Regions from separate parts of the Homo sapiens genome. Here region 2 is linked to region 1. Evidence: read pairs that join two places in POLR2A ChIA-PET (ENCODE). Cell type or tissue: GM12878. All regions are shown on one strand. Each heading gives the region's core, and the rest is flanking DNA. Links, peaks and the distances in the headings are about the cores only.

What was found. ChIA-PET counts read pairs that join two places held together with the same protein. Peaks named below come from ENCODE experiments on the same cell type or tissue, not always from the same donor. Only the 100,000 strongest peaks of a DNase experiment are listed, where the experiment ranks them.
Region 2: POLR2A ChIA-PET joins it to region 1 with 6 read pairs; 1 of 35 experiments calls an interaction of 5 or more read pairs at or near these places.

The regions. Positions count from the first base shown.
Region 1 is chr18:4,667,834-4,676,140 of GRCh38, forward strand. No RefSeq gene overlaps it. Among named protein-coding and RNA genes, the nearest start is that of DLGAP1, 220 kb to the left of the region's middle. In GM12878, for the core only: no CTCF peak of the experiment used is centred there; a DNase peak (open chromatin) is centred at 4,465.
Region 2 is chr18:4,289,283-4,297,589 of GRCh38, forward strand. All of the region lies in intron 1 of DLGAP1 (DLG associated protein 1), which reads right to left. It overlaps DLGAP1-AS5 (DLGAP1 antisense RNA 5), which reads left to right. Exons shown (of 3, transcript NR_036489.1): 3 at 3,878-6,718. Among named protein-coding and RNA genes, the nearest start is that of DLGAP1-AS5, 29 kb to the left of the region's middle. In GM12878, for the core only: no CTCF peak of the experiment used is centred there; a DNase peak (open chromatin) is centred at 4,244.

The DNA of each region.
Region 1 (8,307 bases), core at 218-8,217:
ATATGGATAGGAACAAAGATCATGGACATACAGGAGAAAGTCAAAACCCAATCCCAGGAATCTAAGTATTACAAAAATGATATGAGTTGACAGATAAAATGGCTGTCATAAGAAAGAACCAAACTTACCTGATAGAGCTGAAAAACACACCACAAGAATGTTATAATATAATTACAAATAGTAACACCAGAATTGACCAAGCTGAGGAAAGAATCTCAAAGCTTGAAAAATGGTTCTCTAAAATAACTCAGTCACAGAAAAAGGAAAAACAACAAAGAGGAATGAGTAAAACCTCTGAGAAATATGGGATTATATAAAGATACTTAATCTATGGCTTACTGGTATGCCTGAAAGAGAGAGAAACCAAGCAACTTGAAAAACATATTTCGGGATATCATCAATGAAAATTTCCCCAACCTTGCTAGAGGCCAGCATTCAAATTCAGGAAATGCAGAGAAGTCCTGCAAGTTACTTCACAAGAAGATCATCCCAAGAAACACAGTCATCAAATTCTCCAAGGTCGAAATGAAAGAAAAATTATTAAAGGCAGCTAGAGAAAAGGGGCAGGTCACCTACAAAGGGAACCCCATCAGGCTAACAGTAGACTTGATCAGCAGAGACCCTACAAGACAGAAGAAATTGGGGCCTATATTCAGGATTCTTAAAAAAAAATTTTTCCACCAAGTATTTTATATCTGGCTAAACTAAGCTTTATAAGCAAGGAGAAATAATATCCTTCTCAGACAAGCAAATGCTAAGGGAATTTGTTACCATCAGTCCTTCTTTACAAGAGATTTTGTAGGGAGTGCTAAACATGGAAAGAAAAGACCATTACCAGCCACTACATAAACAAACATAAATACATAGTCTAGTCTAGTGATATTAGGTATCATCCATACAAACAAGTCTGCATAATAACCAGCTAACAATGTGATCACAGGATCTAATTTACACCTACCAATACTAACTTTGAATGTAAATGAGCTAAATGCCCCAATTAAGAGACACAGAGTGGCAAGTTGGAGAAAGATGCAAAACTCAGTGGTATGTTGTCTTCAAGAGACCCCCCTTACATGTGATGACATCCATAGGCTCAAAGTAAAAGGATGGATAAAAATCTACAGAGTGAACAGAAAGCAGAAAAAACTGGGCGTTGCTATTCTAACTTCAGACAAAAAGAACTTTAAGTCAATAAGGTTCAAGAAAAGATAAAGAAGGGCATTACATAATGGTGAAAGGCTCAATTCAACAAGAAGACCTAACTATTCTAAATATATACACACCCAACACAAAGTATCCAGATTCATAAAGCAATTTTTTAGAGAACTATGAAGAGATTTAGATAACCAACAATAATAGTGGGATAGTTGAACACTGAACTGACAATATTAGACAGATCATCAAGACATGATACTAACAAAAATATTCAGGATCTTAACTCAACACTTGATGAAATGGACCTAATAAACATCTACAGAGGTCACCACCCCAAAGCAACAGAAAATACACTCTTCTCATCTGCAAAGGGTACATACTCTAAAATTGACCACACAGTTGGGTATAAAATAACCTTCGGCAAATTCAAAAAATCGAAATTATACCAACCACAATCTCAGACCATAGTGCAATAAAAGTAGAAATCAATGCTTAGAAAATTACTCCATACGATTAAATGGAAATTAAATAGCATGTTTCTGAATGTCTTCTGAGTAATAATGAAATTAAGGCAGAAATCAAGAAATTATTTGAAATTAATGAGAAAAAAGATATACGAGAATCTCTGGTACACAGCCAAAGCAATGTTAAGAAGGAAGCTTATGGCACTAAATGCTCACATCAAAAAGTCTGGGCCAGGCTCAGTGGCTCATGCCTGTAATCCTAGCACTTTGAGAGTGCTAGGTGGGTGGATCACCTGAGGTCAGGGGTTCGAGACCAGCTTGGCCAACATGACGAAGCCCCATGTCTACTAAAAATACAAAAAAAAAAAAAAAAAATTAGCCAGGCATGCAGCACATGCCTGTAATCCCAGCTACTCAGGAGGCTGAGGCAGAATACCTTGAACCCAGGAGGCAGAGGTTGCAGTGAGCTGAGATCATACCACTGCACTCCAGTCTGGGCAACAGAGTGAGACTCTGTCTCAAAAAAAAAAAAAAAAATTGAAAGATCTCAAATTATCAACAACATCACAACTAGAGGAGCTAGAGAAACAAGGACAAACTAACTCTAAAGCTAGCAGAAGACAAGAAATGACAAAAATCATAGCTTAACTGAAGTAAATTAAAACATGAAAAACTACAGAAATATCAATGAACCAGGAGCTGGTTTTTGAAGAAATTAAGAAAAGCAGCCCACTAGCTAGACTAATAAAGAAAAAAGAGAAATTCCAAATAAACACTATCAGAAGTGACAAAGGGGAGGTTACCACTGACTCCACAGAAATACAAAAACCCTCAGAGACTATTATGAAAACCTGTATGCACATAAGCTAGAAAACCTAGAAGAAATGGATAAATTCCTTGAAACATACAACCTCCAAGACTGAATCAGGAAGATATTGAGTCCCTGAACAGAACAATAATGAGTTCTGAGATTGAATCAGTAATAAAAAGCCTACCAACTAGAAAAAAACCAGTACCAGATACATTCACAGCTGAATTCTGCCAGATGTGTAAAGTAGAGCTGGTACCATTCCTACTGAAAGTATTTTAAAAAATTGAGGGAGAGAGACTCCTTCCTAATTCATTCTGTGAGGCCAGCATCATCCTGATATCAAAACCTGGCAGAAACACACCAAAACAGAAAATTTTAGGGCAACACTCTTGATGAACACAAATGCAAAAATACTCAGGAAAATACTAGCAAACAAAATCCATCAATACATCAAAAATGAATCCACCATGAACGAGTAGGATTTATTCCTGGAATTCAAGGTTGGTTTAACATATACAAATCAATAAATGTTATTCACCACAAAAACAGAAGTAAAAACATAAACCACATAACCTCAATAGATGCAGAAAAAGCCTTTGATAAAACTCAACATCCTTCATGTTAAAAATCCTCAAAACACTAGGCATTAAAGGAACATACTTCAAAATAGTAGGAGCCATCTATGACAAACCATAGACAACATCATACGAAATGAGTAAAACTGGAAGTATTCCCCTTGAAAACTCGAATAAGACAAGTATGCCCTCTCTCCCCACTCCTATTCAACAAAGTAATGCAAGTCCTAGCCAAAGCAATCAGGCAAGAGAAAGAAATAAATGTCATCCAAATAGGAAGGCAGGAAGTTAAAATATCCCTGTTTGCCAATGATATGATTCTATACCTAGAAAACCTGATAGTACCTGCCCCAAAACTCCTTGTTCTTATACACAACTTCAGCAAAGTTTCAGGATATAAAATCAATGTACAGATATCAATAGCATTCTTATACACAAACAACATCCCAACTAAGAGTCTAATCAGGAATGCAATGCCATTCACAATAGCCACAAAAAGAATCAAATACCTAGGAATAGAGCTAATTAAGGTGTTAAAAGGCCTCTACAATGAGAATTACAAAAAACTGCTGAAATAAATCAGAAGTGACATGAACAAATGGAAAAACATTCCAGGCTTGTGGATAGAAAGAATCAATATTGTCAAAATGGCCATACTGCCCAAGCAATTTACAAATTTCATGCTATTACTATCAAATTATCGATGACATTATTCACAGAATTAGGAAAATAAACTGTTTTAAAATTCATATATAACCAAAAATAGCTCAAACAACCAAGGGAAAATAACAAAGCAGGAGGCATCACATTACCTGACTTAAAACTACACTATAAAACTACAGTAACCTAAACAGCAAGGTACTGGTACAACAGTCATATAGATCAATGGAACAGCATAGAGAGCCCAAAAATAATGCCACACACTTAAAACCATCTGATCTTCAACAAAATTGACAAAAGCAAGCAAAGGGGAGAGGACTTCCTATTCAATAAATGGTGCTGGATTAACTGGCTCACCACATGCACAAGATCGAAACTGGTCCCCTTCCTTACATCATATCCAAAAATTGACTCAAGATGGATTAAAGACTTCAATTTAAAACCAAAAACTATAAAAACCCTGAAAGATAACCTCGGAAATATCATTCTGGACATAGGACCTAGCAGACTTCATGACAAAGATGCAAAAAGCAATTTCAACAAAAACTAAAATTGACAAATGGGACCTAATTAAACTAAACAGCTTCAGCACAGCAAAAGAAACTATCAACAGAATAAACAGACAACCTACAGAATGGGAGAAAATATTTGCAAACTATGCATCCAGTAAAGGTATAAACTCTAGCATCTATAAGGGACTTAAACAAATTTACAAGCAAACAACAAACGACTTCATTAAAATGTGGACAAAGGGACATTAACAGACACTTTCCAAAAGAAGACACACGTGTGGTCATAAAGCATATAAAAAACTGCTTAACACTAGTAATCATTACAGAAATGCAAATTAAAACCACAAAGCCATTCTCACACCGGTCAGAATGACTATTATTAAAGAGTCAAAAGATAGCAGACGCTGGCGAGGTTGTGGAGAAAAAACACTTATGAACTGCTGGTGAGAATGTTAATTAGTTCAGCCATTGTGGAAAGCAGTTTGGCAACCTTTCGAATAATAAGCCTACTTGAGTGTGGAGGGTAGGAGGAAGGTGAAGATTGAAAAACTATCTATCGGGTACTGTGTTTATTACCTGGGTGACAACATAATTTGTACACCAAACCCTACAACATGCAATTTACTTATATAACAACCTACACATGTATGCATGAACCTAAAATAAAAGTTTAAAAAAGAGATGGAAAATAGACAATTATAAGACATGGAAATAATATGCATTAGTTAGGGTTTCAAAAGGATAGGAAATTAAGAATGTGGCAAGTGCAGTATTTGGAGAAATAATGGCTCTGAGGTAGATTGATTGCAAAAATTGCTGCAGTTCTTTACCCCTCCCTGTATGCATGCTCTTTGCAATGTGACTTTGGAGAGGCACCCATCAAGAAGTGGAATTCATTTTCCCATGCTTTGAAAATAGGCTGGCCTCTTGACTTCCTTTGAACAATAGAATGCATAAGTGACAGAGTGCCTGTTCTGAACTTAGGCTTCAAGAAGTCTTAGGTGGTCCTACTCTTTCTCTTAGAGCCTTATCACTGTCATGTGGAAAACCTCCCTGCTGGAGAATGACAACCCATGTGGAGGAAAGCCCAGTTTCAGCTGAAGACATCTTAGACAAGCCAAGGGTCAGCTGAGCCCCACATATGTGAGACAGTCCTGTCAAGATCATCAGAACAGACTACCTACCTGTCTTATAGTTGACTGAAAATTCATGAATTAGCCCGTCCAAAGTGGGCTTCCCTGGTGACCTACAAAATTTAGAATAAGTCTTTGTTTGTAGACTTAGAAGGAGGAAAATGTATATGGTAAACTTTTGAAATTGGCCAAGATGATAACCAGGCAGAATATTAAAAGTGTCAGCTGACTGTTCTTATCTGTGCAAGGCACAGAACTGAAAAAAGAAAAAAGAGAGAGGGAGATGACCTAGTAGGAGAACTGGCCACTGCACTAGTGTAATTTAGAGGAAATATAGAGAGTTGGAAAATAGATACATTTTTAATCTCCAGTCTCTCAGTTAGTAAAATTTTCTCAATGTAGAATGATGCCTGAGGACTAAGATAAAAATCAAGAATGTGATTCTAAGACCCTTTTTGCCAGCAGGTTTTCTCATCTAGACAAAAGGGATTTCTAGAACATTCAAGGGCATAATGCATAGAAGCCTAATACCAACATAGTAGTAATTAGAAGAAAGCAAATTTCAAAAACAATTGTGGATGTGATGCTTGAGGTAGAATGTAATCAGATACGTTGAATATCCACCAAGTTTTAAAGTAAATTGAGTTGGCAAAAGAGCACTAAGTTTATATTAAAAGAGACTGAGAGTGTTCAAATTGCAATAAGACCTTTGGGTCCCCAGTTTGCTATGAGCAATAAGCAGGTTGAGATGTCTACTCAATGCCCAAAATTTGTCATTCTTTAGAGGTGGTCAAGCAGGTTGAGTAGAAAGGATAAATGTCTTAGAGGGAAAATACAAGAAATGAGGACTCATAACCATTAGTAGGACATAGATTTTCTTACATATACATCAATTTTCTTGAATCATTACTTGTAAGATCTAGCAAAGGAGGTAAATTAGATAGCAATCTTATAGCATTTTTAAGTGAATACATTAAGACACCAGACTTTAAAAGTTCAATATTTGATTCTTGTTTGGCTTATTCATCCATTCATTCATTCGTTTTTATTATCATTGCTGGATTAACTAACAAGTCCACTAGGAAAGTTTTCACTAAAAATATGAATAATTTATTGCTATTGATAGAAGCAGGATAGCATTCATCATTTCTCTTGATCTGGAGTTTATGTCTACTACATCACCAACCGCCTCTATTCTCATTGGAAAATTCTATTAATGCAGAGAAAGCCCCAGTTCTCTTCATTTGAATGCAAGGGGAAAATGCTATTCTATTGCTTGAAAGACAAAACTTTTCTATTTCCTATAAAATTTACATATATAGATAGACATAGATATATTTATTGACAAAATACCACAAATAAAATAGTATTCCCTTTTCTTTAATACATGCAATAAATTATAAAACTTAATGTTCACTCTTTAAACATAAAGAAAAAAGTAATCAATGGCATAGGCTTCACTCATCTTACAATTTATTGTGTGCCATGCTTTATAATGTAGTCTTTGCAGTGAAAATCACTTATATAAACTTATATAAAATAAGTTATTTTCTTCTTACTGCAAACTCTTGTTCTGTAAAACATAACCATATGGATAAAAATGAAGGCTACTTGCAGGATTTGTTTCAAAACAGAGATTATACTTGAAACAGTAGCAGAATAACAAACACTTCATGCAGTTCATTGCACTACTATCATTGAAACTCTACAAAGCAATCAAATTTATCTGAACAGCCAAAAGTGTGATGAGACCCCGCATGATTAAAACTCTGAGCATATTTATGTCTTGCTGAATGCCTGCGTGTTTCATGGGTTTTATTAATAACCCATCAAAGTGAATTTAACAAGTGTGGTCTCTCCTTTCGATAGAAGACTATAAATTAAGACAGACAATGTTGACAAATATACACTCATTTTTAAACTATTGACAAAACTAACTATTACAATTTGAATCAAGTAGATATGATACCCTTTTGTTAGGCAATATGGTCTATAAGAAAGAGCCATGGATTGAAGGCAAAAATGATGTTCCAGTAAGGTTCAGTTGTTTGCTAGCTATTCTTAAACTCTAAAATCTCTGAGTTCATTTAAAAGCAATATTCAACTTGTCCAACTGAGGAGTTGCTATGATTAAATGTGGTAATGTATGTAAAATAAAGTCATTTGTAAGTTGCTATGGAAGATTAGAATAGCAAAAATGCCAAGACAATAAGTAAACACTTTCTTATGTAGTGATTTAGTTGTAACCTATAATGGCTTGGAATTCACTGGGGGAGAACAGTGGGAGAAAGACCATGAACAGAGGCCAAGAATGGAGAAGGAAAAAGGAAAAGCCTGGCTCACAGAGAGCATCTGGATGCCACCTTGGAGGGAAAGTTGAAGTTGGCACAAACAAATGTATCTATTAGACTGAGACTCTAAAAATATATCTAAGTATGACCCATGCTTCTGTCTTTCCCTGCCTAGCATAGTATTCACATGTTATAGGTGTCTTCTCTCAAGTTCTCTAGAAAAAAAAAACACCTCATATTTTATTTGTGAAATACAAACTTAAGCCTTTAGCCATTAATTAAAAGTTTTATTTTTAAAAGTTTGAAGACAAAGAATTGGGTTTCCTAGGCACATAATAAGTTACAGCTCAGCACTGCTACGCTGATACTTTTATGTCTACCTCCTCATCAAGCCCAGAAAACTATAATTTTTCCTATACTATTCATGTCAAAGTGTTCTGTTGCTTATTGTCCCTCAAAATTATCCCCCAAACTTCTGCATAATTTTGTCTCTTAGCCTATTTACTTACTTTTTTTTTTGACCTATTTACTTTCTACACAATTGGCCTTGGTGCCTCTGTTTCTGAAAATGGCACCGGCTAGTTTTCACTTCATTCACCCAATGAATTAATGGAAGTTTTTTATATTCTTGAAGCAAAAGAGGAGCTTTGAACTAGACCTGAGAAATTCAGTTTATGTGTAGGGAAAAAAATAATTATTTGGCCAA
Region 2 (8,307 bases), core at 127-8,126, 380 kb before region 1:
CTCTACCTACGTTTGCAGCAGTAACCAGGAAGATGCATGGAAAAGTAAGTGACAGAATGGAAAAGCTTGTGTGGCCAGAGATGAGCATGTGTTGGGCAGTTTTCTATTTTCTGAAGAATGACAGGAGTTATTTGAAATCAGAAAAATAAAACATGATGAAAGTGCTGCTGAAAATATGGTCAAAATCACAGATTGTTCCATGAATTCTGACTGTGTCAACTCTTCCAACATCCATGTGAATACCCAAAGTAGCCAAATTTGATTCCGTAACTGTTAAAATGTTCTTCATGGAGATTTTCAATGGAGGTGGTAGGAGGGTAGTAGGAGTGGAGGTATTTCCTTCAACAGATTTTAAAAGAAAGAAAACTTTTTTTCATGAAAAATTAAACAAAAACTTAATTAGAAAGCAAAATGAGGAAATGAGTAAACCTAATTTTAATGTTTAAATTTTAAATTTTTAAGGTGGCAATGCATCTGTCCTAGAATTATGGGTTTAAATCCCTCTTAGTCATTCCTGAACTTAGAAACAATTGTACTTATTTTGAAACCTAGCTTTTGCATAATTATAAGAGCTCTGTACAGTAAATGGTATAAATCATTTATGCACCCAATTACAACATTCATGTATTAAGAGAATTTTTCTGTCTCCTTTCAATTTTTATCTTTGAGACTCTTCATCTTTTGAAAAGCATATTCTGGTTTTCTTAGTTTGTTCTTATGTAACATTCTATGTAAAAAAGGAAATAATGGCAGAAGTTATTTTATAGAAGTGCTACTACATCTGGTAAATTTTGTATATTTCATTTCCCCTGCAAGCTTTTCAAACACAGTAGCTTGAACTGCTGTTAGAAATTTACTGTCTCTGTGCTTGTCACCAGGAAGATGAATGTGACCATTTCACATCTTGCAAAAAATACTTTTTATTTGTTAGCATTTATATACTAGGTATTATGCATACGGTTTCAAAATCAATAGAAAAAGAATACGCATCAGGAGAAATACTTAGATTATCAAAAACAACTCAAGTGAGAATGCATTCTGCAGGTGCAATTTAAAGAATATGGGTGTAAAACAGAGAATGGAACATTCTATAAAACTAATGTTAGTTGAGATAATCTGTAAAATCTAACTATCAGCCCTTCTTTCTCGGTTACCAGGAGACAATAGCTGTGTACACATATGTGGCGATGAAAGGTAACGTGGACTCCACATGGCAAGGCAGGCAACTGCTCTTAAGTGCACAGATAGAAGGTTCACGGTCACTGTCGGGGAGAAGTTCAGTCTGTCTCGAGTCATCTTTTAGAATTCATCAAAGACGGACAGTCTAGAACTATTTTCAGTTTCCCAATGGTGAAGATTTAAATTGTTGATTAAAGTCCAATAACAGTAAAACAAGAAAAGGCCATATGCTTGAGCTGTCAATGATTACTCAGATTTTTTGGGGTTACAGTTTAAAGTATTTTGATTTAATATCAAGTTATGAGTATTGAAAAGGGAGGGAAAATGAAAATTTTCTAAAAAACGTGAAAAGAAAAACCAAACCCACATGTGGTCTATCTTTTTCACGCTTTCAATCTGTAATGAACTTCTGGCCACCTTGATGTGAAGTGCCCTGTACGGAGTGCTCAGCGTGTTTTGATAGTTCTTATTTGTGTGAATAAGAAAATGAGCATTTGATAACACAAACTGAAATGCAGTTGAATATTATTAATCTTTTTAAAAAACAAAAGCATAGTAAGGGGAGGAATAGGAAGACCTTAGAATCTAGGTTTCATTTTCATACAAATATTTCCTGTTAGCTCAAAATGGTAGATGTTGAAAATAGAAGGAATCTAATTGGAATATTTATATTATGGGTGATGGTATTTATGATGACATCTGGGCTTCCTGGTCTTGGCGCAGTTCAGGCAGATAATATAAATGGAAACTGTAATACAGACTGAGTAGATGTCAAGACTCATTAGAAAATGAGTGGAAGGACTTTGTACAAATAAGTACAGGGCTACTGGCATTTCTTTGGTTTTGTCCAGAGAGGGGTAACCCTGCGTCATCATGGCTCTTCCTGCTTGGTTTTATGGTGTTATGTATATAGGTGTGGCCTTTATCACAAAACACTATTAAATATTCATTAAGCATATTGTTTATAGAACTTTCCACAACAAGACAGTCCAGTGAAAGCTATCTTTCAAAATTCCAATTGTTACCAGGTATGTCATGTATACATATATGGCAGTTTCTTAAATAATAAATTTTGGATTATTTTATACATACATACATACATACACACATTTGGATTATTTTATACATACACACATATATTTTTAATATCATCAGTAGGTCTCATTTATGACAATAAAGTAGGTACAGTTGTAGCTACCATGAGAAATAAGATGCTATATAATACTTTATGTCTCACTATTAATTTATATTGTGTTTATTGTTAAAATTTCAGCTGGCAAAGGAAGCCTATGGTCTACTAAGGTGCCAATCCTATACACACTTATAAATTTAATGAATATTGATAATCATAAATGTGAGAAATAGTACGAAGCATCGATCTTGAAGGAAGAGCACTAGAAAAGAAAAAATGTTTGAATTGCATAAAAACAAAGTTAGAAAGGGAAACGGTTTTGTCAAATCTGCCTATAGACTAGAAGTTGCAAATTTGGGTTCTACATTAGAATTCTCTGGGGTACTGTTGACATTTGTTAGATTCTCACATACACACCGTGAATCAGTAGATGCCCAATAACTATTTTAACTAGAAATCCAGCAATCTACAGAAATCACTGCTAGATGACTTTCATTTAAAACATTACAAATAGATATTTCCAATCTGTATTCTGCCATTAATGAACTCAATTGTTCAAAATTGAATAGCATAAGCAATATGGAATTGCCCTAATTAGGCAGCATTAGCAACCATAAAAATGGTCCAGAGTAATAAAAAATGAATCTGTTTACAAAAAAATTCCACTTTATCATTGTTTAATTTTTAAAATAAGCAAAATATAGCTATTTTTGGAAAACAGAGATAAAAACAAAAAGCAGATAGAATCAGCCATAATCAAAATGTCCCATGGTTGCCACAGCTACCAAGTTTTTTTTTCATTTGAAAATATGTATATTTTAAAGTCAGATCACCAGATTGTATTTTAGCAAATTTTTTATGTAGTAAAATATGAGCATTTCCTATGTTGTTGGATAATCTCTTACAACATCACATTTTAAAATTTATCTTTGCTCATATTATAATATACTTTACTAATTTTTATTATTTCAGAAATTAGAAGAAAATTATCTATTACAAAGATTGCTCTTTAATTATGTCTTTGAAATAAATAATTTCTACATCTTTAAAGCAATATATTTCCAGGAATGTGGCTTGAAGGTTAAATACATACACATACAAACTAAAAATTCTTGCAACTAAATATTAGGCCAGATAGAATTTCAAGGGTAGTCTTTTCTCTCCCCTGGGAAATAGAAATCAGACAGGAGAAACAAGTTAGAAAGTTGGTAAGAAATGTGTGACATGGGACCAAACAACTTATCAAAGAAGCTGAATACAAAATCAGTATGTGATTGATACCTAGCAGATCCCTGTCCCAATCTTCCTAGGAACTGCCAACAACATGAGTGAGCAGAGAAGATCCATTATAGTTCTCTTGAGGATTTCTTTATAGGTGATAACTTTGAAAGGTTGACATTTACTTACCTATTTAGCTAAGGCTGTGATTACAATACGCACAGTGTTCCAAAGAACACAAGGAAACGGAGATGAAATCAGTGGAAGTTCAAGGAGCTGTTTAAGGACAAAGGTGATTATGATTCTATGTCTGGAAATGACCACAGAAATGTCTACCTTCTCTCATAGAGCAAGAAGATCGAAGCAAATGAACAAAGGTGGGATCCGGTTCCAATAATGAAGAATGTGATGACTACATGTATACCATTCTGGAACAGAGAAAAGACTGCCTGCAGCAATATCTCTAAAAACTACCTGTGGCAGACTCAGTGGATGGTCAAGTTTGGCTCTGAAACAAGTCTCCTCATTTGTCAGAGAAAGGACAGAGAAGATCCAGTTTATGTGATTAATTCAATGATATTAGTAGAGATCATAGATACAATGATCAAAATAAGAACATTGCTTTTTGCAAAATCAGATTAAACTGCACTCCAAAACAATACTGAATCATGTAAAAGCAGAACTTCCTCTCAGAGATTTCTGTATGCAAAGACAAAACAATTAGGTCACAGGATACCATGTTCTTGAGACTGTATGTCCTTACTAAGTTTCATTTTCATTCAGATATGTACAAGACCATTTGGTATTTGTAAAGAGGTTATGTTTATCTGTGTTTTCCTGAATATAGAATGAATATCTTTATGACAAAAAACTTTAGCTCAGAAGAATCTTTATCGCATTTAAAATAATTAACAACTATAGTGCATAATGTATAATTCAAGGGTTTTCTGTAGCCCATTTCCCATCTACCCTGTCCCTGTCCCCATACTCCTTCCTCACCTCCACCCAACCTCCACCAGAGATAATTAAGCTTTTAAGAATGAGATTGATCACTTAAAAGTAATATATTTTTACTTTATTTCTTTAATCCATGTTTAGACTTTCCTACCTGCCAAAACTTTGTATCTTTTAAACTTGGTATTCTACTTCTTTCTCCCATCTCAAACTATACGTAAATCAGTGTGTTAGAAATTCCAGTGAGTTTAATTGAACAGAAAGTTGGGGTATCTTGTATCCCCTCCTTTTTTTTCTTTTGGGACATAACCTTTGTTTCCCACTTGTGATTCCAGAATCTATCTTGGTATGATTCAACACCTTTTATCAGCTGCTTCTAAACAACTTTCACCACCATATTGCCTCCTCATTCTTCCGAAAATACACTATTTTCTAGTCAGGCCAAACTATACATTCTTTCCAGAGCTGACCACACTTGTTATGTTATATTCCCAGCTAAATGCCTTCTGTAACATTTACTACTTATCCTTCTGGATACAACCCCAATGTCACCACCTCCTTGAGAGCACCCCTGATTCCACAGGGTTGAGAGTCAGGGTGGCCTGGGAAGACCACACATGTCCTCTGCCATCATTCAGAGGTGGGTATAAGTGAAATGGGAGAGTTCCCTGGTCCCCCTCACAGGATGTGTGACAGGGGTATGGCTCTCTTCTTGGCTGCTATGAGCTCAAAGCCCTTACAAGAGGTGGAGCATGCAGATGAGCAGGTGCAGGAACCAGAGCGAGAGCTTTTGGGGTCCCGCCCCACAGCAGTGTCTAGGGGTGAGTTTCTGTGATTCCCAAAACCCAAGTGGGCACATGTTACAGTGTGCTCTTCTAGTGTTGCTGTCCAAGTGTTAACTAGCTTAGTGGACCCTCTGCCTTTTTGCAAGGGCAGAGGGCCAATGTGACAGCTTTCTGTATTCTGAGCTCTTATCCAGCATCCAGGAAGAATCAGGTGACACAGGGACTTGAAGGATGAATGTGGGGGTTTTATTGAGTGGTGGAGGTGGAACTCAGCAGGATAGATGGGAAACTGGACAGGGGATGGAGTGGGAAGATCATCTTCCCCTGGAGCTTGGCCATCCACTGGCTGATTCTCTGACCATCCCCAGCTGAACTCCTCCTAACAGTCCTTCTCTTCTTTCCTCTGCTGCATTGTTCTGCCATCCAGTTTGCTAATCTCCTTGTTTCCTGTCTCCTCATCTGCTCCTGGAGCCTGGGGTTCGGAGTTTATACGGGTACAGGACAGGGTGTGTGTCAGGTCAAAAGGCAGCTTTTTGGGCATGAAAACAGGAATGCCCGTCCTGTATCCAGGCTAGAGGGTGGGGCTTTTGCTGGGGAACTGCCCTCTTCTACCCAGTATTTCCCTGTCTCCTTTCTGCATCATAAAGATGTGTGGTACCCAGTTGGTGCAGACGCGAAATTCATCTGTTTCTTTATGTTTTCTCCCTTTGCTCTAAAAGGGTCCATATTTGCCTGCATTCTAGTGCTCACCACACCACATTGGGGTATTTGGTTATGTGTCTGGTTTCTTCAGTAGCCTAATGGTGTTCCCTGTGCAAGATTCTTAGATGGGCCTCAATAAAATGGTTGAGTTGCACTGAATTGTGTTTCTAAAGTAGATATCATGTCTTATTTCCACCAGGGCACAATGTCTAGCACTTAGAAGCTTAAAAAAAGATTGTTGAGATACTAAATGAATAGATTAACCAAAAGTTTAATTTTTCTAGCAGTGTTCATGGGTGGGAACAAAGCAGTAAAACAAACACATACAAAAATAAATGGAGGTCAAGGACCTATAATACTAAATGAGCTAGCACCATTTCATCTGGCTGTGCTACTTCCTAGCTATGCAACCTGAGACAAATCACATATACTCTCTGATCTTCTATTTCATTATCTGTGAAGTGGACACAAAAATAATACCTACCTCTTAGCACTGTTTATAAAACCAAATAAAAGTAAGTAAAGTGCTTAGCAGAGTGTGTAAAACACAAATTTGTGCTCGGTAAGTGTTAGTTATTATCATCTTATTGTTTCCTGAAAGGCCTCCAGCTATGCTTGTTAAGAAAGGCTTTTATTAAGTGTATTTAAAGATACTAATGATTAAAGTAATGAGAGTCAACACAGTCAATATTTATTGAGTGCTTACTTTGAGCCAGTCATCTATTCTCACTGGATTACACCATTGCAACATCAAGGAAACAGTTTTAAAAAAGTATAACCAGCACAAGGTTAGTAAGGAGAAAGCATGAAAACTGTGCTTCTCATTTCATCATCTGGGATCTTAGCAAATATACAACATTCAAGCAACCTTCTATGAATCTAGCCACACATTATGGCCCCACCACCCTGCGTCTTAATTTTGTTAGAACTTGCCTTATTATAATTAAGCACGCAGCCTTCCTTTACCTTCTAGTAAACAGTACATTTTCTGAAGACCGAGACTGTGTAACTCACCTTTATAACTCTCACAGCCTAAAGCTGATGTACACACAGGTGCACACACACAGAAACACATACACACACACAAATAAAGAGGAGAAGTGACAAAGTAGATCCACATTGTTGGAAAAGACACAGCAGGTTAAAGGAGGGCCACTCTCAGAAACATTTTAGCAATGAACAGAAAAACTAGACCACTCAAATGAACCACGTGCTTGCATTCACAGTGTTATACCTGTATAATTTGTTGAATTTCTAAAATCTGTAATTCAGTTAGTTCATCCTCCTTCAACCTTGAGTCATTTTATAGTTTAATTCCAGTTTTCCTTCTCTCCTAAATCCTGTTGTGAAAACCACTTTCAGATTGGCTGTCTTGATTAATAGCTCTGTAACGTCTACATTCTCTGGTGGACAAAACATTTTTTGTTCCAAAGTAATTCTTTACCTCTAGATGCTGGCAATTTCAGCATCAAAAGAATAAATAACCAACTGAAACTATATTCCTGAGGCCAGGCTATTGCCATCAGAACCCATATTTTCCTGTCTTCTCCCATTACCTGTGCACTGAAAGACAGAGCGGGTGGCATCTGACCAAGCAGCTCTCCTATGCCTGGAAAAGTAGCCACTTTCTGAGCAGGCAATGGATGGATTTAAACTTCCAACATCTTTCATCACCAAATAGCACTTCCCCAGAAGTGATGCATCATCTGGAGTTATTTTTCGGGTAATGGCACTTGAACCTGACCGGTACTTCACCTAAATTAAGAGTGGAACAGGTCTGTAAAGAGGACCTATGACTGTTATGCATCCCATAATAACTATAATTTTTGAACACCCTTTTTATAGTAGATGCTATAGAAAATGGTGGATAAATTTTGTTTTTATCTTCAACAACAGTATAAGGAAGATATGCCAATTTTATAAATGAGGCACCTGGGGCTCAGAGAGATTTAGGTAAGGATTAGCATCAAGGTAAGATGCCAAGAAGGGGCAGAGAAGGGAGTCCCATAAAGGTGAATCTGAAGACATCCTCTCTTCCCACCACACCGAGCCATGACCTGTAGAAAACCATCAATGTCTGGTGGTGCCTAAGACGCTCCATGCCATGGGAAAAATTTATTGAAATATAATATCCACATGGAAAAATCAACAAAACTTTATGCCTAAAACTTATTCATGAAGAGACAATGGTAAAGATACTTAATTAGAAATATAAAATAGCTGACATTGTAACATATCCTCTATACTTATTGTTGGGAAACAATTGTCCCTGGTTATTTTATTATCCTTGGTTATTTTCACATTTCAGTATGATCCTGAGCCTCTGAGCAAAGGGTA